2 separate regions of the Homo sapiens genome follow, and region 2 is linked to region 1. A link is an interaction called in ENCODE POLR2A ChIA-PET data of the cell type or tissue named here. Cell type or tissue: PC-9. All regions are shown on one strand.

The links. ChIA-PET counts read pairs that join two places held together with the same protein. Peaks named below come from ENCODE experiments on the same cell type or tissue, not always from the same donor. Only the 100,000 strongest peaks of a DNase experiment are listed, where the experiment ranks them.
Region 2: POLR2A ChIA-PET joins it to region 1 with 16 read pairs; 2 of 35 experiments call an interaction of 5 or more read pairs at or near these places.

The regions. Positions count from the first base shown.
Region 1 is chr6:73,322,693-73,330,692 of GRCh38, reverse strand. It overlaps the pseudogene SDCBP2P1 and the pseudogene PAICSP3. Among named protein-coding and RNA genes, the nearest start is that of C6orf147, 16 kb to the right of the region's middle. In PC-9, a CTCF peak has its summit at 3,879 (motif pointing right); no DNase peak of the experiment used is centred here.
Region 2 is chr6:73,640,927-73,648,926 of GRCh38, reverse strand. SLC17A5 (solute carrier family 17 member 5) reads left to right here. Exons shown (of 11, transcript NM_012434.5): 2 at 4,324-4,520; 3 at 7,003-7,236. Among named protein-coding and RNA genes, the nearest start is that of SLC17A5, 9.1 kb to the left of the region's middle. RefSeq lists enhancers at 4,078-4,247, 5,211-5,380, 5,990-6,159, 6,489-6,658, 6,897-7,066. In PC-9, no CTCF peak of the experiment used is centred here; a DNase peak (open chromatin) is centred at 4,716; H3K27ac peaks cover 1,726 bases.

The DNA of each region.
Region 1 (8,000 bases):
ATCAGCAATTCTTTTTTTTTTTTTTTTCTGAGATGGAGTCTCGCTCTGTTGTCTGGGCTGGAGTGAAGTGGCACGACCTTGGCTCACTGCAACCTCTGCCTCCCAGATTCAAGCAATTCTCCTACCTCAGCCTCCTGAGTAGCTGGGATTACAGGCATGCACCACAACGCTTGGCTTATTTTTGTATTTTCTTTTCTTTTCTTTTTTTTTTTTTTTGAGACAGAGTCTCGCTCTGTCACCCAGGCTGGAGTGCAGTGGAGTGATCTCAGCTCACTGCAGCCTCCGCCTCCCGGGTTCAAGTGATTCTCCTCCCTCAGCCTCCTGAGTAGCTGGGACTACAGGTGCCCACCACCATGTCTGGCTAAATTTTTTTTTGTATTTTTAATAGAGATAGGGTTTCACCATGTTGGCCAGGATGGTCTCGATCTCTTGACCTTGTGATCTGCCTGCCTCGACCTCCCAAAGTGCTGGGATTACAGGTGTGAGCCACCACGCCCGGCCTATTTTTGTATTTTCAGTAGAGCTGGGGTTTCACCATGTTGGCCAGGCTGGTCTCGAACTCCTGACCTCAGGTGATCCACCCAACTTGGCCTCCCAAAGTGCTGAGATTACAGGTGTGAGCTACCATGCCCTGCCCACATCAGCAATTCTTAATTTACAAACCATGGATCGGCTTCAGGAGAACCCAAGAACCAGTGAAATCTGTTGGTAAATTTTATGTGTGCAATATTCTCCAGAGAGAGTCAACAGCATATATATTTTCAAAGAAGTCTGTGGTGCAAAATAGTTAAGAGTATATTATGTTAGAAGTCCTTGGGCAATCAACTTGGAAAAGGCTGGATTGAGAATGGGGACTGGTATAGATCAGGATAATGTTGAATTTGATCCTCACTTGAGGCTTTTGTACAGAGGATGAGAAACAGGGTAAACTCAAGGGATAATCAGAAATTAAAATCAATATGACTTGGTGATAGTGAGATATGAAAGGTCAGAGAAAAACATCAAAGATGAAATCAAGCTTCTGACTTGCAACAGTGAGTATACCGAAAGTTATAGGCTAGATGGAAGATTAATAAAATTGGGAGCACTCTGGTTTTTATGGGAATGGCCATGCGATGTACAGGGAGAAATGGACAGTTGAAAATAAGAATCTAGCCAGGCACAGTGGCTCACTCCTGTAATCCCAGCACTTTGGGAGGCTAAGGTGAGAGAACTACTTGAGTTCAGGAGCAGGAGGCAACCGTCAGCCAGGATTATGCCACTGCACTCCAGCCTGGGTGACAGTGAAACCCTGACTCAAAACAAACACCACCAAAAATCAAAAAAGAAACCAAGTCTAGAGGCACATGGCTGGGAATCAGTAATGCTAGTTTTAGCTGAGAGAGTTAAGATCATCCAATCAGTATTAAGGAAGAAACTCAATACTAGAGACCACCAATACTTAAGAAAAACGGGTAAAATCAGAGGAATGATAAAGACTGGCTGAAAAATGTTGGTGTCTAGCTCAAGAAACGATGGGTTAGGTGGTCATATTTATTAATATGGATCTAGGGAAGCATTCATTCACTAATAAATTTTACTTGTGTTCTCTAAAATAACCTTTTCATCTTGATTTTCCTGCAGCTAAATTAGAAATTTACAGTTTTCCCCCTAAAAAATGCAACGATGTTCTTTCTCATAAATTACATTATCTGATTTTCTTGTCAGCCAGCTTCAAGGAAATCCATGTGTTCAAAATGCCTGCTTGCAGTTTGCCCCATACCAAATGGTTGTTTAATCCAAATACTGAGCCGCAAACTGACCTAATCCTTCTGGAGAAAGGATGGTTGAACAGCCAAGACCACTAGGTACTCAAAGAGAGACCACATATCCTGAGCTCCCCAGTCTGGTGTGAGGGGAGGACAGCTGATAACTGGATATGCAGTGTTCCCAGACATCACTGGTCCCAAACCATTGCTTCTGCCTGCCACTGCCACAAGTACAACAGCAATGCCATCCCCTTCACACGCAGCTTTAATTTTTAGGGTTTCATTTGGTCCTCTATGTGTGGATAGTTCACATGGAGTGCCAACATTTCTACAGACCTTGATGTTTTCACAGTGACCAAGATCAGAAATAGAGCTCATCAATACTACAATTGTGCACTAACTTTCCGATTTCAAAAGCAACTTGACTCTCTCTGCAACCCACTCAAAGCTTTTCTTTTCTTTTCTTTTTCTTTTTCTTTTTTTTTTGAGATGGGGTCTCACTCTGTCGCCCAGGCTGGAGTGCAGTGAGGCGATCTTGGCTCGCTGCAAGCTCTGCCTCCCGGGTTCAAGTGATTCTCCTGCCTCAGCCTCCCGAGTAGCTGGGACTACAGACGTGCGCCACCTCGCCCAGCTAATTTTTGTATTTTTAGTAGAGACAGGGTTTCACCATGTTGGCCAGGCTGCTCTCGAGCTCCTGACCTTGGGTGATCTGCCTGCCTTGGCCTCCCAAAGTGCTGGGATTACAGGCATGAGTCACCGTGCCCGGCCTCAAAGCTTTTCTTTACCATTTGGAGCCCTTCAGGAGTTACTTCTTTGAGCTCCCAGTAAGACTGTTTGTCTTTCTGTTGGCTTCAATCTCGTAATGGCCAGTCTCCAGGAATCATCAGCAAGAACCATTTCTTTGGTGGTTATATCAACACCAAATTCAATCTTCATATCAACCAGGGTATAGTTCTGGGGTAACCAGGATTTCTCCAGTATTTCAAAAATAACCTGTGTAGCATGACTCATGATATCCCCTTCAGTTTGGCCTATAACAAGTCCAATAAAGCAAAATTTTGCAACAATCAACTGTTCCTCAGATCATTGTGGGTCATTATTGGCATCATCCTTGAAAAACATCTTCACTTTAGATGGATAAAACTTATATCCTTCCTTGACACTGGGATTTATTTCTTTCGAGAAACAAACCAGTTGCTATCCTGCAAACCCATTCAATTGGAACCACTTCACACTAGGGTGCAATGAAAGCTGTCTCTCCACATTTTCTGGTGAAAACAGTTTTAATACCTGCTTCCTGTAACAACTGAAAACCACCCTTCCAGGTGATTTTTTCTAGCTGCATTAACCACTGCAATTGGGTCCTTGGACTTCAGGAGGACTTTTCCTGGACCATCTAACAATCTGTAGACTTCTTTTGTTTTACCTTCATACAGTTTTTGTTTTGTTTTGAGACAGAGTCTCGCTCTCATTGCCCAGGCCGGAGTGCAATGCCACAATCTCGGCTCACTGCAACTTCTGCCTCCAGGGTTCCAGTGATTCTCTTGTCTCAGCCTCCCCAGTAGCTGGGACTACAGGTGCCCACCATCTTGCCCAGCTAATTTTTATTTATTTTTTTGAGACAGAGTTTTGCTTTTGTTGCGTAGGCTGGAGTGCAATGGCACAATCTTGGCTAACTGAAACCTCCTCCACCTTTCGGGTTCAAGTGATTCTCCTGCCTCAGCCTCCTGAGTAGCTGGAATTACAGGCGTCTGCCACCACGCTCGGCTAATTTTTGTATTTTTAGTAGAGACAGGGTTTCGCCATGTTGGCCAGGCTGGTCTTGAACTCCTGACCTCAGGTGATCCGCCCAGCTCGGCCTCACAAAGTGCTGGGATTACAGGCGTGAGCCACCACGCCTGGCCTCATACAGTTTTTTTTCATGTTCAGTACCTCAGGTGTCGCCATTATCCTGAGTGGGCTGAGGACTGCGACTGTGCTGGGAAGAGAGCAACCATACATACGTATTTTAACCTAGTGCCTGTCCTTTTAACAACATTTGGGTCCCCCTCTATCTCCCTATTTTCTGTTAAGATGTCTCACATTTTTGCAAATTTGGTAAAATTCCTCATTTCAGGGGGTTAATCCCATTTTTGGCCACTAGGTAGAGCTAGAATCTTATTTATGGTGATTCTTAAGCTTGCTGTTTTTCAGTGTCTTATTTAGGAGGCAAAGAAGCCTTTGTCTTAGAATTTTTAGGACACTTTTTCAGAGCAGTCTTCATCATAAACTCCTCCAGAGATCATCAAATACATAAAAGGAAAAGAGAAAAGGGAAGAACTTCCAAGTTCATTTACCAATCATCTTTCAGCATAATAACCATCATTTACATAAGGACAAACTTCATTAACTGTGGGAGTCTGGGTACAGTCAGCCTCCTTCTGCAGTTGGTCTAAGATCCTTTAAGGTACTTTGTAGCCAAAGTCAAGAACACTTCATTTTCTTTACCAGGGCCTAAACTGATTGATTGCATCCTTATTTTATTTTGTTTTGTTTTATTTTATTTTATTTTGAGATGGAGTCTTGCTCTGTCACCCAGGCTGGAGTGCAGAGGCATGATCTTGGCTCTCTGCAACCTCCGCCTCCCGGGTTCAAGTGATTCTCCTGCCTCAGCCTCCTGAGTAGCTGGGATTACAGGTGTGCATCACCATTCCCTGCTAATTTTTGTATTTTTAGTAGAGACGGGGTTTCACCATGTTGGTCAGGCTGGTCTTGAACTCCTGACCCCATGATTTGCCTGCCTTGGCCTCCCAAAGTGCTGGGATTACAGGCGTGAGCCACTGCACCTGGCCAGAAGATAAAGATTTTGAAGAACATTTAATTTCCTCATTTCTCCTACCCTCTACCCTGTGGATTGTAAGTTGTAGAAGTTCTTTTTTGGAAGGGAATGGCTCAATACTTGAGTGCCGTGCTCTCCTAGTTGTCATTTATCAAACTATTATTCTCATATATAGGAAGAATTGTCACATTTTTTCTCATATGTAGGAAGAACAGCCATGAGTCAGCTTGCTGAGTCTGATTGGTCCAAGGGCTTCCTGGCACACTGAACCCCAGCCATGCGGAACTCCAGCTCTGTAGAAGAGGAGCAGCTATCACAGCAGTTTGAGTAATTGCAGACAAAGGTGAAGCAAGAAGAGAACAATATCAACAACTAGCAATGATAAAAAAAACAACCTAAATTTACCTGGAACTTTTTTTTCTTCTTTTTTTTTCATGGAGTTTCGCTCTCATTGTCCAGGCTAGAGTGCAATGGCACTATCTTGGCTCACTGTAACCTCCGCCTCCCATGTTCAAGCGATTCTCTTGCCTCAGCCTCCCGAGTAGCTGGGATTACAGGTGCCCACCACCACGCCCGGCTAATTTTTGTATTTTTAGTAGAGATGGGTTTTCGTCATGTTGGCCAGGCTGGTCTCGAACTCCTGACCTCAGGGGATCTGCCTGCCTCAGCCTCCCAAAGTGCTGGGATTACAGGCGTGAGCCACTGCGCCTGGCCTACCTGGCACCTTTATGAACCTGGGAAGTTTTGCAGTTTTATTCTCTGTTAAATGCATATCTGTTGAGCTTTTTCTGTTATTAAAATGTATTCCAAGATTTCTATTTTTTTTTTTTTTTTTGAGACGAAGTCTTGCTCTGTCACCCAGGCTGGAGTGCAATGGCGCGATCTCAGTTTACTGCAAACTCTGCCTCCCAGTTCAAGCAATTCTCCTGCCTCAACCTCCTGGGTAAGTGGGATTACAGGTGCCCACCACCATGCCCGGCTAATTTTTTTATTTTTAGTAGAGATGGGATTTCATCATGTTGGCCAGGCTGGCCTCAAACTCCTGATCTCAGGTAATCCACCCACCCTGGCCTCCCAAAATGCTTGGATTATAGGCATGAGCCACGGTGCCCAGGCTTAATGCTGTATTTTTTAATACACACACAGTAGAGAAGGATATAAGATGACAAGTAAAATACCCCTTCTTAACCTACTCTCAAGCTTTTTTCCTTTCCGTATCTGGCTATAGAATTTGAACTCATTCTTTTTTTTTTTTTTTTTTTTTGATATGGAGTCTTGCTCTGTCGCCCAGGCTGGAGTGCAGTGGCAATCTTGGCTCACTGCAAGCTCCACCTCCTGGGTTCACACCATTCTCCTGCCTCAGCCTCCCAAGTAGCTGGGACTACAGGTGCCCGCCACCATGCCCAGCTAATTTTTTTGTATTTTTAGTAGAGATGAGGTTTCGCTGTGTTAGCCAGGATGGTCTTGATCTCCTGATCTCATGATCCGCCTGCCTTGGCTTCCCAAAGTGCTGGGATTACAGGAGTGAGCCACCGCGCCCGGCAGAACTCATTCTTTTTTTAAAAAAAATTAATTATTTTTTTTTTACTTTCTATAACAAAATATTTCAGACAAAGATAGAGGGACCAGTGTAATGAACTTAATTTACCTATTATCTAGCTTCACCTGTTATCAATAATCTTGTTTTTATCATATTTCCCATATCCAGATTGAAGCAAATTCTAGACATCACATCATTTTTTAAAAATTAAAATTAAATTTATTATTATTATTGTTTTTATAGAGGTGAGGGTCTCACTATGTTGCCCAGGCTGGTCCCAAACTCCTGGGCTCAAGTAATCCTCCTATCTTGGCCACCCAAAGTGCTGGGATTATAGGCATGAGCCACTGCATCTGGCCCACATAATTTCATTTGTAAGTATTTTATAATTATTCAATTTTTATTAATAGATTTTAGGTTTTAGAAGTTCTTTTTAAGTTTGTTTACAACAAAATCTTTATTCAAAAGACTGTAAAAGGTTATAATTATTATAGTCGGACAAAGAGCAAATAAAGGCAAATAAAAAGTTCTCAGAATGTAGTTTCCTTCTTTTAAAATATGTAACTGTTTTCTTGGGATTCAATTGCACGTTTAAGTGTTTAGCCAGCCTGCTTCCATGCCCAGCAGTTAAGCCAGCACAGAAGGTCAAGTGTGAGCATGGTGGCTCATGCCTGTAATCCCAGCACTGTGGGAGGCTGAGGTGGGAGGATTGCTTGAGTCCAGGAGTTTGAGACCAGCCTGGGAAACTTAGTGGGACCCTATTTCTACATAAACTAAAAAAAAAAAAAAAAAAAAAAAAAAAAAAAGCACAGTGTGATAGCATGCGCCTATAATCCCAGCTACTCGGGAGGCTGAGGTGGGAGGATTGCTTGAGCCCTGAAATGCAAGGCTGCAGTGAGCTATGATCGGTTGCCTGTGGGCCCTGCCCAAGCCTCAGCCCAGCTAGGAGTATGAGGCTTTAAGGAGGCCTGTGTGTACAAATGACAGACTCACACCATCTGATGTCCACCCATCTGGAATACATCCCCTCAACAAAGCCTTGTCCTGGGGCAGCAGGCAGGCTGCAACCTGTCATTCAAGAGTGGCTGGCCTTTCCTGCAGGAGGGTGGGAGGGCCTAAGCTGCCCTCCTGTGGCTTCAGGCATCTGGGATGAAGTGGTCCATATGTGGTGGCGATGGGTCAGGGAAAACTTTTTGACTATGTGCTCATAGATCACAGTGGGGATGATGATCAGGGTGACAATGTTCCTGGCTGTGGCCAGAATCTCTGAGATCTCTTTCAGCCCAATGACACTCTGCACAGTGCTTGTTAAACGTTCTTGAACCTGGCACACATGGTGGTTGGTGAAGAGTCCTTGAGGACCACAGAGCTCCCTTTGACCACAGGGAAGACCTTTCCCTTCTTGATGATGAAGCCACCATGGCTTGTGCTGTCCTTGTGCATGGTGACAATCCACTGGACTATCCTGTCCTGAATGACCATAACAATCTTCTTGGCCAATTCCCTCTCACATCTGCCAGATGGGCTTTTTCCATGTTCCACTTGGCACAGTCATGCCCATCAATCTGTAGGATTTGGTCCCCAAAGCACAGCAGCATGAGGGATGCAGTGGTGTTGGCCTGGACCACCTCACCTGCACAAAGAGCCCCTTGTTGGTGGTCTGCAGCTGCAGCCCAGTCTTGCCATGTTTGTCTTTGCACAGGTGGATGTTGTGTACCTGGGCCTTGATCTCATACCACATGCCCAGGCTGTTCCTCCACCCCCTGGGCTGGCTAGGAAACTGAGACAGCAGTTTGCAGACACCAGGGGTGCAGGGGGTCAGCCTGGCCTATGGGACCTAGTGCTTCAGAGGTTACTGGGAAGCAGGGGTAAGGGTGGGGAAAGGAGGACAGAG
Region 2 (8,000 bases), 320 kb before region 1:
AATACATAATCTAGATACTGCAGATCATTTAGAATGTCCTGCTCTCCCTATGTTTATCTGTCTCATTTCCATACCTCTGTACATGCTGCTGCTTTTGCTTGGATTGTTCCATCTGTCCCTACTGGTGACTTCCTGCTCCTTGAAGAGACTTCTCCAAGAGGCCTTCTCTGACTGTCTCCACTGTCCCCTCCATCAGATTAATGTGCCTCTTTTGTTCCTTTTTATATATACGTACATAGTACTTTGTCTTATTGGCATAACTTTCTCCAGATAAAAAGGAGGAAGAAATCCTTTTTACTAAGTGCCTGCTATAATGTCTTGCAGTATTTCATTTAATCCCCATGCAGCCCAGTGGGTAGATGGTGGTCTCTACATATTATAGCTAAGAAACCTGAGAATGAAAACTAGTAAGTAATTTCTACAAAAGCACACAGCCAGTGAAAAATCAGAAACAGATTCATTCCCAGGTCCCACTCTAAATTAGCCTGTGTACTTTCAGTTACACCCACACACATTCCTAAGTTTAAAACACATTTTAGAAGCTGATGTTTGTTTTTGATGGGTGCCATGTTCCTTATGCAAGCATGATTTTGCTTTGAACTTGATGCTCAATGGATGTTCTCTCTCTTGGTCATGCAAGCATGCTTTTGTTGGATCAATTTCAAAGAATATTCACATTCCCAGGCATGTTTTTCTTTACTGCTATACCTTCTTGAAATAAAAATTTTCTGATTGAATATATTTGTAATCAGCAACCATTTTATTAGCTAGTAATTGTTTATTTTTAATATTTCTTAGAATCTCATAGTAATATACTTTGTGACACCTGAGTTGGCTTTTTATTTTCTTTTTTTTTTGAGACGAAGTCTCGCTCTTGTCCCCCAGGCTGGAGTGCGATGGCGTGATCTCGGCTCACTGCAACCTCCACCTCCCAGGTTCAAGCGAGTCTCCTGCCTCAACCTCCCGAGTAGCTGGGATTACAAGTGCCTGCCACCACGCCCGGCTAATTTTTGTATTTTTAGTAGAGACGGGGTTTCACCTTGTTGGCCAGGCTGGTCTACAAACTCCTGACCTCAGGTGATCCACCCGCTTCGTCCTCCCAAAGTGCTGGGATTACAGGCGTGAGCCACCGTGCCTGGCCGCTTTTTATTTTCTAATTACTGACTATGCATCCAAAAGTTAAAGTTGCCTGATCTATAACTTGTAGGTCAGATTTCCAAGTAATACCACGAGTAATTTGAAATCATTTTACTTACCTTTCTTTCATTTCTCAACATTCTAGCCCCTTGTAATTCACATGATAAGGTATATCATAGTCCCAATAAAGCATCACTTAGGGAAAACTAATAATGTACAGTAAAATAAGATAACTGCAAATAAGGATAGAATGAAGTAATAACATTACAAATTACAGTAGCATAAAATAGAGTTTTTTAGAGTAAGAGAATTACTAATAACTTCATCCCTCCCCTTCACTTACTCCCACATCTAACATTTGGGCAAGGCCTGTTAATTCTGCCTTTAAACATCTCAGATCTGCCCATTTTTCTTCACTGCTGCTTTCACTGTAGTTTAAGCCACCTTCATCTCTTAGCTGGAAAGCTACAGTAGTCCTTTAAGTGATCTCCCTGACTGTACATTCCTTACACCCTTCACACTTCTCCTTTCTATAGTCTCCATGCAGGGTCCAGATGAGCTCTTTAAACCATCAACCAGATAAGCTTTTTAAACCATAAATCACATCTCATCACTCCTTTGCTGAAATAGGTAATGATCTTTTTAAATGCTGCATTGACAAAACAGACATAGTACATAAATCTGGGTTTTTCTTGCTCCAAATTGCTCAAAGTAACACATTTTAATGCACACATTTAGCTAGATTTTTGAGTCCCCCATCCAGACTTCTAGGTAATATCACCTGACACAGAGCAATGATAAAGAAAACATGTTCTGCTGGGCACAGTGGCTCACGTCTATAATTCCAGTGCTTTGGGAGGCTGAGATGGGAGGATTGCTTGAGGCCAAAAGTTCAAGACCAGCCTGGGCAAAATAGTGAGACCCCGACTCTACAAGTAAAAATTTAAAAATTAGTCAGATATGCTGCCATATGCCTTTAGTCCCAGCTACTCAAGAGGCTGAGGTGAGAGGATCACTTGAGTCCAGGGGTTCGAGGTTACAGAAAGTTATGATCACCCACTGTACTCCAGCTTGGGCAACAGAGCAAGACCCTGTCTCTAAAAAAAAAAAGAAAGAAAAAAGAAAATGTGTTTTTTTACAAAACATGCCTCACAATATCCAAACCGTCATTAACTGGACAACTGCCCATTTGGTTGCAGCAGAAAGCAAATTCGCCTAGATTCTAGTAATAGAGACAATGTGAATAGAACTTTAGAAATTCAGTTCTTACAGATCTGGATCTAACTATGGTAGTGGTACCATAAATTTCATAGCTGTACCCCTGAAGAAAGGATTTAAGAATGCCAAATGAAAAGTTTCCTGTTAAAAGAAGTTAATCTTACACAGGGAAAAAAAAATAATAGCAGTTGTTAAACATAGGAGGGCATACAGAAAAGTGAGTTGGATCATAATATATTAATATAAACCTAAGTATAGTTGTGCATATTCATTAATGTTTCAGTCTAAATCAGTTCATCTGAGCCAGTATCAAGACTTTTGTATTCTGTAAAATATATTCTCTCCTTTGATGCTAGGTTAATGAAAACACCAGGATTCTTAAGTAGGGGAAAAACATACACACATTTATATGATGTTGATGTGTCATTACCAAATAAAAGCACACATATTTTCATTTAATTTTAATATGTCATTGCTTAATGAAATACATGTTTATATCTTTAAAGAGGTATTTATCAGCCACTCAGAGTTTACTAAACTTAAAGATGTTCAGACTCTGGATTAGCTAATTTCTCTTTGTTACTAAGAGGTTGATTATCCTTAGTCAGCATCCTGAATCCTATCCCTCTCCAATTCTGCAACTCAATAAAAGAAGAAAAAAGAGAAACTATGCATAAGCCCACAGTTAGAGTAATAAATAGGTCAAACTCCTCCTCTCACATGATCCTTTTATTGGTTCCTCCAACCTACTCTGCATTCTTTTTTTTTTTTTTTTTTTTTTTGAGACGGAGTCTCTGTCTCTGTCGCCCAGGCTGGAGTGCAGTGGCGCGATCTCCTCTCGCTGCAAGCTCCGCCTCCCGGGTTCACGCCATTCTCCTGCCTCAGCCTCCCGAGTAGCTGGGACTACAGGCGCCCGCGACCACGCCCGGCTAATTTTTTGTATTTTTAGTAGAGACGGGGTTTCACCGAGTTAGCCAGGATGGTCTCGATCTCCTGACCTCAGGTGATCCGCCCGCCTCGGCTTCCCAAAGTGCTGGGATTACAGGCGTGAGCCACTGTGCCCGGCATCCTTTTTTTTTAATCATGGTGGTACATTCACTGATTTCCCTTTTTACTGTGAGCCCTTTACGCTTGATAACTACTGAGCAACTGTCACAGATGCTGCAACTGTCATAGGTTCTGCAAGTTTGCTTCTAGATTCTTAAATGCATTTAGTTTACGATGGCTTTAAGTATTAATCATGGCTTCTGATTCAAACCCAGCCTTTGAGGATACTCTTCGAGGTAAGAAATTTATCAAGAGAAATTTCATGCCCTACCCTTGGCAGTAAATTTTTTTTGCTATGCTACATTTAACAATGAGATGGCTACTAACTCATAATCAGTAATATATCATGTCATTGTAAGTACTCAAGTACTTATTGACCATGTTTCAGATAGTTTTTCAGAAATAGTAATGCCATTAAACCTCCTTACCTGCTTTTCTCATGCCGTATATCTTTGCCAGCTGACAAGGAGTAGGGGTTCAGTTTGAATCTGGAATAGATCTTTTTCTCAGCAAAGGTGATAAAACTACTACCTCCATGTTTTAATGAACTTTTTTATAGTTCAGGCTCTCATGTGTGAAATTTTTACCAAAACTACAGATATGAGAAACAGCTAATCTTTGACAAATGTTTCTTAGATTTGCTTAATCTAAGAATATTCTTTAACATTTTTTCATAATTATTTTTGTACTTTTAAAAAGCAACCTTTTTCATTATTTAGACAATATCATGTAATTAACTTTTTTAATTAAAGCAGCCGGGTATGGTGGCCAATGCCTATAATCACAGCACTTTGGGAGGCTGAGGTGGGTGGATGGCTTGAGCCCAGGAGTTCAAGACCAGCCTAAGCAACATGGCAAAACCCTGTCTCTAAAAATAAAAATTTAAAAATAAATAAAAATTTTCCCCAATCTTTATTTCAGCTCCAGTGTGCTGCTCTGCTCGTTACAACTTAGCAATTTTGGCCTTTTTTGGTTTCTTCATTGTGTATGCATTACGTGTGAATCTGAGTGTTGCGTTAGTGGATATGGTAGATTCAAATACAACTTTAGAAGATAATAGAACTTCCAAGGCGTGTCCAGAGCATTCTGCTCCCATAAAAGTTCATCATAATCAAACGGTAGGTGCTATTTTTTAAGGAAACAATTTTAATTATCCTAAAATACTTGCAAGTAAAAATATTAAAAGGTCTTTTTTCATCCTACAGAAACTATACTTTGTTTGTGTATACTCTGAATCACTTTCTTTTTGTGTTTTCCCAGGAACTGATTGGGCAATAACTTGTAACTATAGCTACTACTGCTATGCCGTAATACACCTTCATCTGTTTGAAAAGTAGTTCTTCCATTCCCTCTATAAACATACCATGCTTAAAGAAAATTTGGAAAAACCTGTTTTATATAACAGAAAATTAAACTGTTTTAAATTTTCTAAATAGCTTTTATAGGAGTATTATTTATAACCCTATATCACTTATAGAGTTACAGCTGCAAGAGAGTTTAGGTAATCTCAGTTGCAAGATGAAAAACAAGAACTGGCCAGTTTCTTAGGACATTCTTTTCTGAATGTACACATGCCCAACCTAAGCCACATAAGTCATTTTGCCTGCCTTATGTTATAGTGGTATTAATAAATGTGTATTCATCATTTGTTTATAATTAAGTTATATATACTTCATTTTATGTTGCTTATCACACGAGGAGATAGTACAGAAAGAAAAGCTAGTATTCTTTTTAGAAGTACATTTGCAGGCTGGGTGCAGTGACTCATGCCTGTAATCCCAGCACTTTAGGAGGCTGAGGCAGGTGGATCACCTGAGGTGAGTAGTTCGAGACCAGCCTGGCCAACACGGTGAAACCCTGTCTTTACTAAAAATACAAAAATTAGCTGGGCGTGGTAGCACACACCTATAATCCCAGCTACTCAGGAGGCTGAGGCAGGAGAATTGCTTGAACCTGGGAGGTGGAGTTTGCAGTGAGCCGAGATCACGCCATTCCACTCCAGCCTGGGCAACAAGAGCAAGACTTCGTCTCAAAAAAATAAATAAATAAAAAATAATAAATTTTTGGCCGGGCGCGGTGGCTCACACCTGTAATCCCAGCACTTTGGGAGGCCGAGGCACATGGATCACGAGGTCAGGAGATCAAGACCATCCTGGCTAACATGGTGAAACCCCATCTCTACTGAAAATACAAAAAATTAGACGGGCGAGGTGGTGGGCGCCTGTGGTCCCAGCTACTCGGGAGGCTGAAGCGGGGGAATGGTGTGAACCCCAAGGGGTGGAGCCTGCAGTGAGCCGAGATCGCGCCACTGCACTCCAGCCTGGGCCACAGCGAGATTCCGTCTCAAAAAAAAAATTTAAAAATAAATAAATAAATAAATAAATAAATTTTCACCCATTTTCAGTGCTCACGAAGATACTAGTTCATACTTAGATGAATCTCCTCTATCATTCACAAGCAGAGCATTCAAGCAGGAAAGAGGGTTTCTCTCTAAACAAAATAAATCTCTCCGAAAATCTTTATATTTGACTTTAATAATGTTGCTGAGTAACATTTGGGTACACATCACTCACTTTCTCCACTCCAACCTGTGACCTTCAGGGACAATACTGCTGGAATGTACATGAAATCCTAGAATTCCACAGATAAACTGCAAATTGGTACCCTAAATAAGGAAAAGTAAGAGTTTGCTTTGTGTCTTTTTCTTTGCAAAGTGCTTTTGTTGACCCTGCTACTTATCTTCATCTGCCTTATATCAGCAGTAGAAAGAAATCCCGGAATGGTTCTTGACATGTTGGCTTTGTTATACAGCTACACTGCATTAAAAATGTCAGATACTCAGATCAGTCACTAAATCTTCATTAGTACCTTGCTGTGTGCTGTTACTAATGAAAACACAGGTTCTATTCACATGAAGTTTGTGGCTTGATTTAAATTCTTGCTCTTTGGAATTGTTCCATGTGCTTGTTTAAGTGCTTCGTCTGAAATGGGGAGATATTATTAATATCTACATTTATGCATGTTAATAGCCAGCACTAAGTGAACACTAACTGTACATCAAGCCTTATTTTATGTGCCTATTTCATTTCCTCTTCCCAGATCACACATTCGGTAAGTAATAGAGCTAGGATTAAAACCAAGCCTGGTTCCCAAAGCCTAGCTCAGCCACTACAGTTTTCTGCTTAATAGCTTTCTGGATTAAGCCTGTGACTCTTTTTTTGGGAGGGGGAGGCAGGGCCGGGGGGGCGGCAGCCTCCCGAGCCATAGTAGGCTCAGAGATACCCAAGCCTTTTTTGTGATTCTTTTGTGAGCCTTCTTGGTCATAGTTATTATAAAGCTTCTGGCAGCTCATCCTGCAGTCTAGTTTTATAAAATTGCAAGCCTTCTTGAAGTTTACGACTGTCAGTTCTTTTTCATTCACTTCTAAATACTGTATATCTATATTGTTATGACTCACCCACCTACTAGAAAGTTTGCATGTTCTTCAGTCCAAAATAGTGGTTCAAAATCTCATTTATATGTACTTACATGCCAGTAAGAGAAAAGAGCTGCTCTGTGAAGGTCTTAAAGGATTGTTTTATTCTTTTCTGATTTTTGTAGGGTAAGAAGTACCAATGGGATGCAGAAACTCAAGGATGGATTCTCGGTTCCTTTTTTTATGGCTACATCATCACACAGATTCCTGGAGGATATGTTGCCAGCAAAATAGGGGGGAAAATGCTGCTAGGATTTGGGATCCTTGGCACTGCTGTCCTCACCCTGTTCACTCCCATTGCTGCAGATTTAGGAGTTGGACCACTCATTGTACTCAGAGCACTAGAAGGACTAGGAGAGGTAATTTTCTTTTCTCTCTTGTTTTACTTCTTACCGTGTGTCTCCTTCTCTTCTTCTTAAAGATGTCATTCTTTGGTATGAATATGAACCAAAAAATAACGTTGGATGATAACAGGGGTTTATTTTTTAGAGAAAGGACTAACTAGAAAATTACCTGAATAGATTTTGTTTGTGGTAAATGAGGTCTCTAGTAGGAGCACCCCGAAATTGGAACCTTTACTCAAAAACCAGAGAAAACTTTTTTCCAAAAGAGACTTCATAGCTCATACTTTAGGAGAGAAGAAAATAAACCATTAATAAATGGTTAAGATAGTCCGGGCGTGGTGGCTCATGCCTGTAATCCCAGCATTTTGGGAGGCCAAGGTAGGTGGATCACTTGAGGTTAGGAGTTTGAGACCAGCCTGGCCAACAGGTGAAACCCCATCTCTACTAAAAATACAAAAATTAGCCGGGCATGGTGGTGCACACCTGTAATTGCAGCTACTCGGGAGGATGAAGTGGGAGAACTGCTTGAACCCGGGAGGCAGAGGTTGCAGTGAGCCAAGATCGCGCCACTGCACTCCAGCCTGGACGACAGCAAGTCTCCATCTCAAAAGAAAAAAAAATGGTTAAGATTGACCATCCTTACCTCTTGTGCTCTTGCCACCGTTAAACTCTGCTCTATCATTGATGCCCAAGTCTGAAGCACATTTTACACAATAGACTGTTGAGTTGCATTTAATTTCTTTTTTATCGCTTATTCTTTTATTTTTTCTGGTCTTGTA